2 separate regions of the Homo sapiens genome follow, and region 1 is linked to region 2. Evidence: chromatin loops called from intact Hi-C (ENCODE). Cell type or tissue: adrenal gland. All regions are shown on one strand. Links, peaks and the distances in the headings refer to the core of each region. The heading gives the core; the rest is flanking DNA.

Region 1 (7,477 bases), core at 784-5,783, 250 kb after region 2:
GCTGTTTGAATGAACCCAACAAGACCGAAACATTCTGTACATTTCATTGTTCAAGTGGTATCTGAGTTTTAGTCCTAGGAAGGGCAGGACATGGAATGGAGGGATGGGGGAGGAAAGCCGGCCCATGCAACTTACTCCTTGCAAATGGACCAAGCCTGTCCTATCTTTTCTTTTCTTCTCTGTTCTTTTCTTTTCTTTCTCTCTCTCCTTCCTTCTTTCTCTCTCTCCTTCTCTCTTTCTTTCTTTTTTCTGTCTGTCTGTCATTCTTTCTTTCTCTCTCTCTCTCCCCCTTCCTCCCTCCCTGTCTTCTTTCTTTCTCTTTCTGTTCTTTTTTTTCCTTTCTTTCTCTTTTTCTTTCTTTCTTTCTCTCTCCCCCTTCCTCCCTCCCTCTCTTCTTTCTTTCTCTCTCTCCCCCTTCCTCCCTCCCTCTCTTCTTTCTATCCCTTTCTTTCTCTCTCTCTCTCTCTCTCTAACAGGGTCCACTCTTTTACCCAGGCTGGAATGCAGTGATGCAATCTCGGCTCACTGCAGCCTTGAACTCCTGGCCTCAAGCAATCCTCCTGCCTCAGCCTCTTAAGCAGCTGGAACTATGAGCATGTGCCACCACACCCTGCTAATTTATCTTTTTGTAGAGACAGGGTCTCACTATATTGCCCAGGCTGGTCTTGAACTCCTGCTTTCAAGCTATCCTCCTGCCTCGGCCTCCTAAAGTGCTGGGATTACAGGCATGAGCCATGGGCCCACAGCCTGTTAATCTCTTTTATCAGTGGTGGGAAGTAGAGACAATAGATAGGATAAGCAGTGTCTAACAGTAGCCACAGCAATCACTACATTTTCTGGATTCTTGCTGCTAAGCAAGGCCCATGGCCCAGAAACATCATCTTATTAGAACTTATGAGAAATGCTGAATCTCAGGCCTCACCCCAGACCTACTGAATCAGGGTCTATATTTTTTACAAAAATCCCCAGGTAACTTCTATACTAATTAAAGTTTGAGAAGTACTGCCCTAGCCCAGTGGTTTTCAAACTTCATTGCATATGTAGAAACACCTGGAAAACTCTTAAAAATGTTGATGCCTAGACTGCACCCCAGACTAATTAAATCAGAATCTCTGGGGTGGCATCTAGGTGCCAGTATTTTTAAGCTCACCAGGTGATTCCAACGTGCAGCCAGACTTGAGGGCCAGAGCCCTTTCACACTCATTGTGCTTTTTGCTTGTTCTAAAACCTCTGTGGGTAGGTGGGGCTATTATTATTGTTCTCATGTAATAAGTGGAGAACAAGAAGCCTGCACTGAGTACCCAGAAGGCAGAGTCGTGACTCTAAGAGCTTAGAGTCCAGAATAAAAACACATGGAAGTCTAGTCATACGGGATAATGGAACCCAAGAGGTCATCAACTAAAATATCAGTTTTCAGGAATTACAGAAGGATAGTTAGGAGAAGGCATTTGGCAGGTTGGTGAATGAATGAGGGGAATGAGTTGAGGGAGGCTTCCTGGTGGAGGTGGCCTGGGATCTGTGTGCATAACGGAGACAAAGTGCTGGTTACAGTAAGAATTTGGAACAAGGTAGGTGCTTCAGGAAGAATCTAAAGGCAGAATTGCTAAGTGAAAACAATTCCCAGTCTCCCACAAGGAAGGCTAATCAATATCCACACTGAGTGGCCTCCCTCAGGAGATGCCATTCCTGACTCTCCCATGGTGCCTGGCAGGACCCCCTGGGCTGGTGAGGAATCTCCAAGTCACAGACAGATCGAACACCAGCATCACTCTGAGCTGGGCTGGGCCAGACACCCAGGAAGGGGATGAAGCCCAGGGGTATGTGGTGGAGCTGTGCAGCTCAGACAGTCTCCAGTGGCTCCCGTGCCATGTGGGCACCGTGCCAGTCACCACCTACACGGCCAAGGGGCTTCGGCCTGGAGAGGGCTACTTCGTGCGGGTGACAGCAGTTAATGAAGGAGGCCAGAGCCAGCCCAGTGCCCTGGACACATTAGTGCAAGCCATGCCTGTTACTGGTGAGTGCTGCCTCCTTCCCCGACCCCTGAGCCCTGCAGGCCTCTCCTAAGAGGGGGCCCCTGAGTAGCCGCAATGCACTTACTAAGCCAGGATCCCCACCCTCAGTTTCAGGAAGTAACATTTATTGAGCACCTACTAGGTGCTAGGTACTGGGCTAGGCAGTCCCTTCTTAGAAATGTTTTCTCATTACGACTCATAACTATACTACAATATTAATGTTTTTATTCCGAAGTTACAGAGAAGGAAACTGAGGTTCAAGGTACTTTGCCCTAGTTGTCACTAATGGTATGTGGTACAGCCAGGATTTAAACCTGGAGACTCCAAAGTTGATGTTCTGTAGGAGAGAGAGTGGCTGCTTCCCGGGCATGGCCTTCGAAGGCCTAAGGGCCGCTCAGCTCCCATGGTTCACGTTCAGAATGGGACATGCCCAGCTCCCCGTTATTATTGAAAAGAGGATTGTCTTTCCCTTTGGGCTTTAACCACCACAAGCACCTGATCTGCCTTTGACCCAAGCTGACACTGGGCCACCCCAGCTGACCCTAGTCATCACTATGGCAGTAGGGAGTCACAAACACAGCACACGGAGTCCAAAGTCCCAGAATCTTGTCCTGGCTCTCTCCCGAACAAGGTGTGACCTCAGGCAAGTCATTTCCTGTCTTAGATTGGTGTTTATCTCATCTGCAAAACATAAGCGCTCTGCCACATGTCTGCATCTTCCTCTGTTCCAGCCTAGTCCACCCCTCTCCCTGCAGGGTTCCTTTCTCAGCTCCTGTCCCTCCCCCGCTAGCATCTCCCCATCAGCCCCTGGGGTCTCCCCTGAAGATTCTGCTCCCAGCTGTACTCCAGTCCTTTAGAGGCCCCAGTATGTTGGGATCTCAGCATCAATCCGACTGGCCCAGTCTTCCCCTCCAGCCCTACCTTGCTGGGGACCTGGGGCTGGGGTCCAACTGTGAGGGAGGAGGGAGGTAACCAGTCCTCTTGTGCGTTTCAGTCTGTCCCAAGTTCCTCGTGGACTCCAGCACCAAGGACTTGCTGACAGTCAAGGTCGGGGACACAGTTCGTGTGCCCGTCTCCTTTGAAGTGAGTGTACCTGCAGGGGTGTGGGGAGGGAAGCCCAGAGAGGCCAAGGGGGCCAGACTCAGCCCTGTGGCTCTCTTTTCTTCCCTGTTCCTTTTTGGCCCCTAGTCAGTGCTTGTGGAAATCACTGACTGGGCTTGTGGAAATCAGGTGAGAGACATGAGGCAGGAAGGATTCAGGTCCTCCTTGAAGGTACTGCCCTCACTTGGCGGCTGGGTGGCCATTCTGCTCCAGGCCTGCAAATCCCTCTAGTGGTAGCTTCAGCTACTGCACCTCCAAACTAAGGCTCTTCGGTTCTCCACCTCTCCTAGTCTGGGAATTCAGGGAGCCGGTCGTGCAGATGATCCCCTTTGACTTCACAATGTATTTTTGTGCAAGCACATGACCTATATTTGACTCAGGGTGATCCTTAACCAACACCAACACCACCTGACTTTACAACAGTAGGGTGGTGGCTAAAAGTACAAACTGCCTGGGTTCAAATTTTGATGTCATCACTCACAGCCGTTTGACTTTGGACAAATATTATTTATTTATTTATTTATTTATTTATTTATTTATTTTGAGATGGAGTCTCACTCTGTCACCCAGGCTGGAGTGCAGTGGCACGATCTCGGCTTACTGCAACCTCCACCTCCCGGGTTCTAGCGATTCTCCTGCTTTAGCCTCCCAAGTAGCTGGGATTACAGGCGCATGCCATCACGCCCGGCTAATTTTTGTATTTTTAGTAGAGATGGGGTTTCGCCGTGTTGGCCAGGCTGGCCTCTCAAACTCCTGACCTCACGTAGTCTGCCCACCTCGGCCTCCCAAAGTGCTGGGATTACAAGTGTGAGCCACTGTGCCCAGCCAGAACAAATATCTTAACATCTCTGTGTTTCACCTTCCTCATCTGTCAAAAGGGGATAATAATAGTAACCTACCTCAAAGGTCTGAGGGTTCAAGGAATTAATATATTGAAAGTGTATATGTAGGGCCTGGCATATGACAGCACCCAATATGTTTTAATATTATTATTGTTTAAAATCATCATCATCTGTGTAGGAATTCAAACCAGTCTATCTTACTCTAAATGACTTGTTCTTAACCACAATAATGACAATGATAATGATGGCAAAAATATTTAATGCACATTGAGTAGTTACCATGTCCTAGGCCTTGTTCTCTCTGCTTTCCGTGTATTTATTATTAACGCCTTAAATTCTCAGAACAATCCTGTGAGGTCAGTTAGTGACTATCAGCATCTTCGTTTGACTCTGGTGCCCACCGTGCCCTGTACTGAGGGCCCCGTAGGGAGTTGACGGCATGGTCACCAAGCAGCTGGGCTGGCCTTCCCACCCTGCTCAGGGTCACCACAGTTCAAGGCCAGGACACCGCAATCTTCCTCCTAGACTATTGCCAAATTATCTCCTACATGGTCTTGGCTGCCAGGGTGGTTAACACTCCCCTCCCCACACATCCCTTCTCATTCCCATCCCACCCCCTGCCATGTGAATCCAGAACTCATTATGCTTTCCTGCTCAGAATCTGACAACAGCGGCTCCTGGCTGAGAGGATAATGTCCAGATGTCTGTAGAGGTGTGACGTGGAGGGCACTTTGCATTTTTGCCGAACCTCTTCGTCCAACTTCCTTTCTTGTTCTACCGCCCCCCTACCATACCCGCCTGCCAACCTCACACTTTATCACCACCCCTCTTTCCCACCTGTGTTTTCTTGTCGACGTTGTGTTTTCTGGTCGACTTTCTCCTTGTAGAAGACTCTTCTCACCGCTTCTACCTTTGGCCTAGCTTAAATGCCATCACCTCCATGAAACTGCCAGCTTCCCCTTCTCAACTTTTCCTTCCTCTCCTTTCTCAGGCCATGCCCATGCCTGAGGTGACCTGGCTGAAGGATGGCTTGCCCTTGCCCAAAAGAAGTGTGACTGTCACTAAGGATGGCCTCACCCAGCTTCTGATCCCTGTGGCTGGACTCTCAGACAGTGGTCTCTACACTGTGGTGCTGAGGACCCTGCAGGGGAAGGAGGTTGCCCACAGCTTCCGTATCAGGGTGGCAGGTGAGGCAGGCCTTGCTCTGGGCTCTGGACGCTGGCTCGGCCACTCACCAAGGCAAAGAGGTGTCCACTGGTCTGATCATAGGTCTCAGCCACTCTACCAGGGCTGGGTATGCAAAGTGACCATTCTCCACCTTTCCTCCATGCTTGATGATAGAAAGTAGAAAGGACCCCAGAAGATCCCCTGGGGACTTCCATTGTCCTTCTGCCTCAGGAGCCTAGAGACAGTCATGTCATGTCTCCTCTCCGACCTCAGTTATCCTTCCCGTTGAGTCAGTGAGCAGAGGCGGTTACCACTGTTACATCACTCCAAAGACCCAGGGGACAAAATTGTCTGCAGCCGTTGCACAGGATAAAGGCTTTCCTCCCCAGCTGTGGCTCCACACAGCCCCTGCCCTGGAGGAGCTTCTGGATATCCAGAAATGATCAAATAGACTAACAGTGGGGGCTCTGTAATGCAGCTTCATGAGAGCCCTGCCTCTGTCCAAAAATGCATGCCTTGTCCTGTGTCATTTTACTTAAAAACTGAAGTGAATTCAGTGAAACCCCATCTCTGCGAAAAATACAAAAAATTAGCCGAGCGTGGTGGTGGCCGCCTGTAGTCCCAGCTACTTGGGAGGCTGAGGCAGGAGAATGGCGTGAACCCGGGAGTTGGAGCTTGCAGTGAGCCGAGATCGTGCCACTGCACTCCAGCCTGGGTGACAGAGCCAGACTCCGTCTCAAAAAACAAACAAACAAACACACTGAAGTGAATTAAAATTACTCTTTTGGGGAGATTTTCTACCCTCTAGAGATAACTGTGGACCGCTGGCCAAGCTTACTCTGGGTCCAGCTACTTGTGTGGCAAGACTGCGTTCCCCAGGACCCTCAGAAGTCCTGGGACCTGGAGGGGGCTGGTAGCAGCCCTGCTGGGTCCCCTCCACGTGACCTCCCTCTGCCGTCTCTCCTGAAGCATGCCCGCAGGCCCCTGGGCCCATCCACCTGCAGGAGAACGTGCCTGGGACGGTGACGGCCGAGTGGGAACCCTCTCCTGACGAGGCCCAGGATGTCCCGCTGCACTACGCGGTGTTCACACGCTCCTCAGCGCACGGTCCCTGGCACGAGGCAGCCGACCGCATCCACACCAACCGCTTCACCCTCCTGGGCATCCTCCCCGGCCACGAATACCACTTCAGGGTGGTGGCCAAGAATGAGCTGGGGGCCAGCAAACCCTCGGACACCAGCCAGCCCTGGTGCATCCCCCGGCAGCGCGGTAAGCAGCCCCTGAGAGGGAGGAGCAGGCAGGGTGGGGGTTGCGCTCTGCAATGCAGTGGGATGCACCCAAGCATGGCAAGCGCGCAGGATAGGGACTGTGGCAGGGATGGCCTGGAGCATGCCAAATAACAGCCAGCAGCCCCGAGCTGCTGCTCCTCCCGCTCCTGCCTCACACCCACCTGTTCTGGCATCCTCTGCACCCCGACCTCCGTGGGAAGAATGAGATTGGTGTGGGTGTTTTGGTGTCTGAGGTGCCTTTGGGAGGATTTTCAAAAGCAGCCACAGACAATAAGGCAAATAGAGGTTAATGTTTCTCTGAAAACAAAGTGTATATTTTACCGCAAAGTAGATGTGGACCTTAAGATCAGTCACAGAAAAGCAGGCTATAAAATCAAATCAAGGTTTCATTTTCATAAAATACAAAAATTTCAGGAAAGCTCTACACCAGAATGTCAGCTATAGTCATCTATAGGTAGTGAGATTATGATTTGGTTTTTATTCTTTCTCCTTTGATTCTCTGTGTATTCTAATTGTCCACAGTGAATGTGTATTAGCTACAAAAAAAAATCCATAAAGAATTTTAGGAAAAGGATAGAATGAGGCAAGCCTTGGGGTCCAAATTTGCAGGCAAGATGTGGCAGGAAATCCCAGATAAGGCCTACATGGTAGCTTCATGAACTCTTTACCCAGACCCGGGTCTCAGCCAGGCCTTCCTCGCTTTCTCACCCTCTTCTCTCACCCCGGCTTTCACCACAGACAGGTTCACAGTGAAGGCTCCGTGCTACCGGGAGCCCGACCTGAGCCAGAAGCCCCGGTTCCTGGTGGGCCTGCGGTCCCACCTGCTGCCCCAGGGCTGCGAGTGCTGCATGAGCTGTGCCGTGCAGGGCTCGCCCCGGCCCCACGTCACCTGGTTCAAGAATGACCGCAGCCTGGAAGGAAACCCCGCGGTGTACAGCACTGACCTGCTGGGCGTGTGCTCCCTCACCATCCCCAGCGTATCCCCGAAGGACAGCGGGGAGTACAAGGCTGTGGCTGAGAACACGCTGGGCCAGGCAGTCAGCACTGCCACCCTCATTGTCATAGG
Region 2 (7,147 bases), core at 2,148-7,147:
GAGGCTGAGGAAAAGATACCTTTAAGATGCCACCTAGTTCTGACAATTGAATGGCTCTTACCAAATTCTGAGAGGTGCCATTCCCTTGTGCCTGGGAAAGCTGCCCCATAGCTTATATCCTAAACGGGATTTTTCTTGACACTCTTGCTTTCCAAATTTTCTAAAGTAAGCAGATATTATTCATGTAATCTGGAAACAAAACAACACCCCACATTAAAAGAAGAAAAGAGTCTCTTAACCCAGTGTTCCTGTCCCCCACTGCACCCTGCAGGAGCCTTGGCATCCTCGAGAGACAGGGTGAACTACATTTGGAAAAATTACCTTGTGCTGCAAACTTTCTGGAGGGTGCAGGGAGGAGCGCAGTGGCAAGAAGGAACCAGATGGCTGGAGTCCACTCCAGGTCTGGCCCGTGACCAGTTCCCCAGTGGCCGGTCTCTGGGTCTTGCCCACACACCCTGCCCAGTCTGCAGCTGGCCATGCCCAGGTGTCACTTCCTGCAGTTCACAGTGGGCTCTTCTGTCCCACTGTCAGGCAGGATCCTATGCAAAATATGGACCTGTGGGGAGCGAGGGTGGGGCGGGGAGTGGCATGGGTGATGCCGGGTCAGCCAGCCAAAAACAACTGTCCGCAAGAAGCCACCCTGCTCCTGGGGCAGGAGGCTCTGTGCCTGCCAGCGGGGCTGGCATGTCAGGGCAACTCTGCCCACTTGTGTCTCCCTCCATGGCTCAGGGTCCCTCTCTCACTCACCAAGGCCTTTCTGTTTGAGGACCAGAAGCCTCTCTAGAGGAAACCTTCCCCAGGAAGCTTCACCCTCCCACCCACGGTGACTTCTGCCTCCTACAGACTCCAGGAATTCCCTGGCCAGAGCACCTGTCACATCCATAAGTCTGGACAAACAGCAGGGGACCTGCGCAGGCTGAGGAAGCAATTTGGTTTTATATTTGGGAAACAAAGCAAAGAGAAACCCTATTATATTCCTGATACAAATATCAGGAAGTTAAGCTTTTTAATCAGTTGTGGCTGGTGATGAAGATGTGGATTCTCCCCGAGGGGCCTCTCTGCCCAGGGGATGGGCCGGAATCTCCAGGAGTTGGTGAAACAATTCATGGTTATCAAAAGGGAATATGGGTTCTTAAAGACTGAAAAGCACTGATCTAGGACAAAAATCATGGTGAGGCACAGTGACTCACGCTTGTAATCCCAGCACTTTGGGAGACTGAGATGGGAGGTAAGGCTTAAGCCCAGGAGTTCGAGACCAGCCTGGGAAACATAGTGAGATCCCATCTCTATTTAAAAAGAAAAGAAAAGACCTTTGTAGAGCTCTTTTCTTGTATGATCTTTTTATAGTCTTGCCTTCTTTCCATAAGTGGCAAGGGACCGAGATGCGTTTGGCGTGCACCACGCACAGCGTAGTCCAGGCCCTAGAGAGGTACGTGTTACGTTAGCAAAAGGCAAAGGCTGCTGTGGTTGGGGAGGTCTAGATGCAGATCCTGGCTCTGTCCTTACTAGCTGTGATCCTGGGAAAGTCACATCCATCCCGAGACCTTTCTCATTTCATAAAATGAGAATGTCACCTGTCACACAGGGCAGTGAAGACACAATGAAAAATGCTCTGAACAGTGCCTAGGATATAGCAGTTGGTCCACAAATGCTGCTGCCCACTCTTCCAGCAACTGCACCTGCCTCTGGAGACAACATATGGAGTCTGGAGGAGAATGTGACGCTCTCAAAGCTCTCTGCTTTCTAACTGGTGAAGCCCCAAACTCACAGCTCAGGAAGTTCTCATCAGGCTGGGCCCAGCCCCAGAGGCCTGCTGCACCCATTCACCCACCCACCCACCACCACCACCAACTCCCTCTCCAAAGGCCCCAGCCAAAAGTCAGCAGCCCCCTGGAAGGGGACAGGGGACACCTCCACAGACATTGGTCATTCAGGTTTTATTTATGACAACTTCTTAGAACACACACATCCAATCTAGGAACAGAAATGTACAACATGGGGCTTAAATAACTTTCATACACTATGTACAGCCATCGGCAGAGGTACAAAACATATATACACCTTGTGCTAGTCACATCATGGAGGACAGCAGGAGCCTAATGAAGCCTGCAGCCTGGGCAGGACATGATTGCTAGAAAAGAGTTGGTGGGCAGGGCAGGGCCCTGATTCATCTCAGGGGTCTTCTCTGATCCTCGGCTCTTTGTGGAGGAGTTTCTATTTCCTACTTCCCTGCAAGGCCCTCAGGACATGGTTCACAGGACTGAACTAGAGTGTGATAGGGGCTTCAAGATCATGAGTGCTGGGGATGGGGCAGGGGACAGAACAAAGGTATCAAAGAAGAAACAGAACTTTCCCTGCAAAATCTGTCCTTGCACACAAGAGGGCAGGGAAGGATCTGGGAGTCAGGAGAGGAGGGCCAGGCCCAGGAAGGCCTGTGGGGCATTGGCCACTGACCAGGAGGCTATGCCAAGCAAGGAGAGCAGCAAGCAGTTGCCTGTTTGGGATGGCAAAGGGACACATACCACAGGTCCGGGACACACAGTGGGAAGAAAGTCACTGCTCCTGCAGGGCAGGCTCTGCCCACACAAACACGATGGTGAACAGACCAGGCACAGGCAACAACCAGGGGATATGCCTGCTCCCAGCCCAGACCACATCGGGGGATGCCCCCCAGAGCTGAGAGCTAGCAGGGCAAAGAAGTGTTATGTTCCCTAACGTCACTGCAGCCACCTGCTGGTGTCTCCCTCCACCACATCAGGCACATGAGAAAGTCCCCGCAACCTTGTGTTTTCCCCATGTGGTTTTGTGCTTTAAACTGCCCTCTGCCCAGGCCACACATCCCCAGACAGGCAGCAGGGCTGGACAGCTGAGGGTGAAGAGATTCCTAGGCTGAATCCAGGGTGAGGCCACTCCCAGACCCACCGCTGTCCCTTCCCAAGGGGCTGAAGGTGGCACTCTGACCACCTCAAAGGCTTGGGTGTGCCAGGCTCCGCCTGTTAATCTTTCCTCCTTCCTTGGAAATCTCGCAAGGCAACTCCATGCGCTGCCTTTGAGAGTTCTGGCTGCTTCAGAAGAGTCCGCCACTCACGTGAAAGCAAATACTGAACTGACTGATAGTGAGGACAGGGCCCTGGCACAGGACTATGCTGAAGAGGCCCAAGGGCAGTGGGGATGGAAGACTCCTTCTATCCAGGGAACCCGCTCATAAGCTTCGAAAGCACAAAGTGGGGCTTGACCCAGGAGACTGGGAATCAGTCCAAGCTCTTCAGGCTCACTAGGGCTAGGACTCAGCCTGAACTCAGGCGTTTAGAGATTTGGGGTGCGGGGTTTAGAGAGCGCTTTACTCCTGGTCCCATGGCGTAAAGATGTGGCTGGGCCTGACAAGGCTCAGCCTCCAGTCTTAAGATGGGCACAGAAGGGCAAGAAGTAAGATGACGAGTCCCAGAATTAGGACAAGCCATGAGCCAAGGCCTGGTCTGAGCAAGGGCAGCCCCCTGTCCCAGACACAGGCACCCCCAATCTCACTTTGGACAGAGCCAACGTGGGGGGATCCTCCCGGGCCTGGGCCTGTCAAGTCTGCCTGCGGGACCCTGCCATTGTGCTCAAATCACAACCATTTTGTGCTTCCAACATTTAGGGTGCTTGTGCAGTGAGTGGAGCTGGGGGCCTGCCCCCTAACATGGACCTTGGACATCCCTGAAAGAGTGGGCAGAGAATCCAACTCTCATGAAGCACAACTCGGGGTGTCTCATGGATGTTGGGCTCAGGGCTCCTGAAGGACTTCAAGTTTAGAGAGTCAATGACACTTGCCAGGACAGCAGAGCTGGCCCCGCCGTGAGGTAGCTGACCCATCAGAAACAGCAGAAAATGGGCATGATGATGAGCACCTCTCGCAGGGCCATAAGATCACACTTCGTGCAAGAACACGCCTTGCAGCTACAGTGCAGTCACCCCAGGTGGGGCATCCCCGGCCCGGGGGTGGGAGCTCAAGGGGACAGAGTCTTACGTGTTTCTATCGCTTGTAAACAGTCATGCGGACGGATTCTTTCTTACAGGTTGCAAGGTCAAAACTTTCTGTTCAGGTTGGCGGGGAGGAGTGGGAAGAGATTTGTGGCCACATCTTAGAGCTAAGGGGGTTGCCCGGCACCCCCGGGGTGGCCAGAGGAAGAAGGATTTCCAGCCATTGCTGACAGACTGTTCAGGTCCCAGGAGACCAGCATCCAAGGGGGTCTCCTTCCTGCTATCAGCTGCCCCAGACTTCAATACCACATCCAGCAGGGCCAGCACCAGCAGGACAGCCGTCTTAGCCTCTGTGGCAGCTCCGAGGAGGGCACGGGGAAGGGACCAGGCCTCACTCAGCCTCCACTGGAGCCTGCCTCCCCCCAACACTGGGCGCCACATGGAGAGGGCTCCAAGTGCCCCAGCCCAAGACGGAGAGGAGCCAAGGGCAGAAACACAGAACCACCTCTGGAAAGTCCAAAAGTCACTGCGTCCTCTGAAGGGAGGTGGGGCTGGCTCTTGGCTCCCAGACTGAAGCGGGAAGCACAAGACCAGCGATGCAACGGAAAAACAGGGTGGGCAACTTTGGGTGGGGGTGGGGCGGGGGAGAGGGATGGAGCTCAGTCCCCCCCAAGGCCCACTCCTGTAATTCCAGAGTTCCCCCAACAGGGGGCGCCAGAACACTGATTTAACAATTTCCCCGGAGCTCCGCGTCCCCAGCCCCGGGGCAGAGAAACTCTGCCAACTCCCTCTTCCTTGATAATTTTCTGCAAGGGAGGGCCTGCGCTCCATGCCAGTTTTAAGGCCGAAAATGTGTCTCCTGAATAACCAGAGAGAGAGAAGCTGGAGAGACTCCCCGGCCCAGTGGGGGACTGCAGGGCTGGGGAGGGGCGGGGGTCAGGGTGCCGGGCTGTCCTCCCCATCCAAGCCACCTCCCAGCAGACACAGCCCCCATGCTGCTTCCTACGTGGCCCACGCAGGACTGTGGGGCAGAACCCCGGGGCCTGGGCTGTGGGGTGAGCGCCCCCGCCTTCCCGGGGGCGCTGGGCACAAGACCTCGCGAGTGAGAAGACACATGTGGTGCCGCGGGCATGGCTGGTGTAAGGCTGCCCGGCACGGGTGCCAGGCCCCGGAACGGAGGAAGGCACTGAGCGTCAGGCGGCCTAGAGGCCAGGGGTAGCTAGAAGACTCCCTGGGGGCTGTGTCGGGGACAGGCCTGAGCTGCAGAGTCGAAGGAGCAGTTCCCTCCTCTGCAAAGCAAACAGAGGAGGCGGCCCTGGAGGGCCGGGGCAGCGGACTCCCTTTGGGATTTCTGGCCCCCAAGAGCTGAGGGAAAGAATATAGGGGAAGAAACTTCAAGTCCGTTTCCAGGAGGCAACAGCAAAAAATAAAAATAACAAAATAATAAATAACTGAAGTATTTCTGACCATCTCCCCAAAGGAATCTTTCTAGCAGCTCCACCTTGGCCCCATCCAAAAGGGACCCCAGGGAACTGTTGGGGCCAGTTGGGGCTATCTGCGGGTTGCCAGAGGGTTAAGGGTTAGCTGCAAGGCCCAGCCGCCCACACCTGGTTTCCTTAGCTACCTGAGGACTTATCTTTTTGGGCTCAGAGGCAGGTGCAGTGGCTCTAGAGGCTGGGCTGGGAGAAGCGGGGAGGCCAGCTCCTCGGAAGGGTGGGATGGGGCCAGGCTGCTGCACCTCCCCACAGGGCTCCACCACTGGGCCAAAGGCCTGAGAAAGGGGCAGAGCCGGTTCAGCAGGAGACAATGTGGCCACGACTGCCAGGAGGGGAACAAGAAGGGATAATGCCCTTTGGCTTCACAGCTTAATTTCCTCCCCAGCCTCTCTCTCACCCAGAGGCTCCTGAGAGGCAGGGGAGGGATGAGGGAACAGTGTCCTGTGGGAAGGCCAAGGGAGAGGGAGGAGGGCAGGAGAGGGGGCCACGCCCTCTGTCCCCAGAGCAGCTGGCCCCATCGGCCGGGTCACAGCTTCCCTTCCATGGTGTCCAGGCTGCTGGGGTCGAGGGTCCGGGGGCATCCCTCTGACCTCACTCCTAGGGTGGGCCGCTGTGGGGTAACCGCCGGACACTCCAGAACTTCACCGTCAGGTCACTGGGGTGGAGGACAAAGTGGAGGGGTGCCGGTCAGCTCTTGCAGTGGGCTTGGCTGGCTGCCCCCAAAAGTAGAGGATGAACTGGATTCCCCAAACTCCCCAAATGTGGTTGGGGCTGGGAGGCAAGCATGGCTTACGGGGAGGTGGACTGCAGGTGGTGGGGTGCTGGGCAGATGGAGAGGCCTGTGCACTCAGAGGCCCCCAGGGGAGCTTTGTCATGGGTTTTCTTTTTTTGGGGGGGTGTTTCGTTTTGTCCAGGCCTGAAGGCTCCCCCTTCTGCTCCCTGGCACCCATCTCCTGGGGCCTGTCCCACTGTTCATGCTTGGAAAAGGACGGTGGGTGCAGGAGGGACAGGCAGGGCACCTCTCTAGGCCAGGCAGGACAGGAAGGGAAAGGAAGAAGAAGGAGTAAAATAATCTCATACCGTTAAGAAGCAGCTCAGATCGAAGTGGGGAAAGAGAGGGAAAAGGAAAGAGGGGAAGAATGAAAGAGGAGACAGGGAGAGTTGGGGAGGGTCAGGGCAGGGTGGTGGCGCGGCCCTTTATGGCCAGGACTCGGCGAGGAAGGCAGGGGGTGAGTCCAGGGACGTAATTCCACAACTTTACCCGGCAGTCACTGTGTGGGGAGAGAGGCGAGGACAGAGAGGAGAGGTGGGAGGAGATGGGAAGGGGAGGGGAGAGAAGGGACAAAGTCGGAACAAGAAAGAAAGCCATCTGAGTCGCACCCCATGGGACAGAGGGCCTGGCTGCTCCCCACACAGGGGGCCAGAGCGGGTGGGTGGGGTGTAAGAGGCGTGGTCTGGGGCTGGCAGGGCTGCTCTGTGCTCTGAGAGATACCTGCACGGGGGAAGACAGCCAGGGCAGGGGAGGGTAGGAAGGGCTTGGAGACAAGCGGGCGAGGCTTGGCCCAGGGCCCAGTACCTTCCTCCTCCCCTGCCTAGCGCAGTGCCCAGCACATGGTGGGCACTCACTGAAGGCTGGCACAGGCTAGGTATGCAAAGGAGGCCACCATGGAATCTGCTCTGTGAACCGAGCC

Evidence for each region. Hi-C counts contacts between places; a loop is a spot of excess contacts. Peaks named below come from ENCODE experiments on the same cell type or tissue, not always from the same donor. Only the 100,000 strongest peaks of a DNase experiment are listed, where the experiment ranks them.
Region 1: it touches region 2 in a loop (2.6-fold over the local background); 50 of 110 quality-filtered maps call a loop at or near these places.

What each region holds. Positions count from the first base shown.
Region 1 is chr1:201,219,733-201,227,209 of GRCh38, forward strand. It overlaps IGFN1 (immunoglobulin like and fibronectin type III domain containing 1), which reads left to right. Exons shown (of 24, transcript NM_001164586.2): 19 at 1,712-2,014; 20 at 3,007-3,095; 21 at 4,947-5,142; 22 at 6,092-6,391; 23 at 7,150-7,476. Among named protein-coding and RNA genes, the nearest start is that of IGFN1, 33 kb to the left of the region's middle. RefSeq lists a silencer at 3,243-3,352 and an enhancer at 5,824-6,816. In adrenal gland, for the core only: a CTCF peak has its summit at 3,354 (motif pointing left); a DNase peak (open chromatin) is centred at 3,309.
Region 2 is chr1:200,967,468-200,974,614 of GRCh38, forward strand. KIF21B (kinesin family member 21B) reads right to left here. Exons shown (of 35, transcript NM_001252102.2): 35 at 1,923-6,111. The coding sequence ends at 6,054. Among named protein-coding and RNA genes, the nearest start is that of KIF21B, 53 kb to the right of the region's middle. RefSeq lists an enhancer at 3,608-3,787. In adrenal gland, for the core only: CTCF peaks have their summits at 4,668 (motif pointing right) and 4,872; a DNase peak (open chromatin) is centred at 4,684; H3K27me3 peaks cover 349 bases.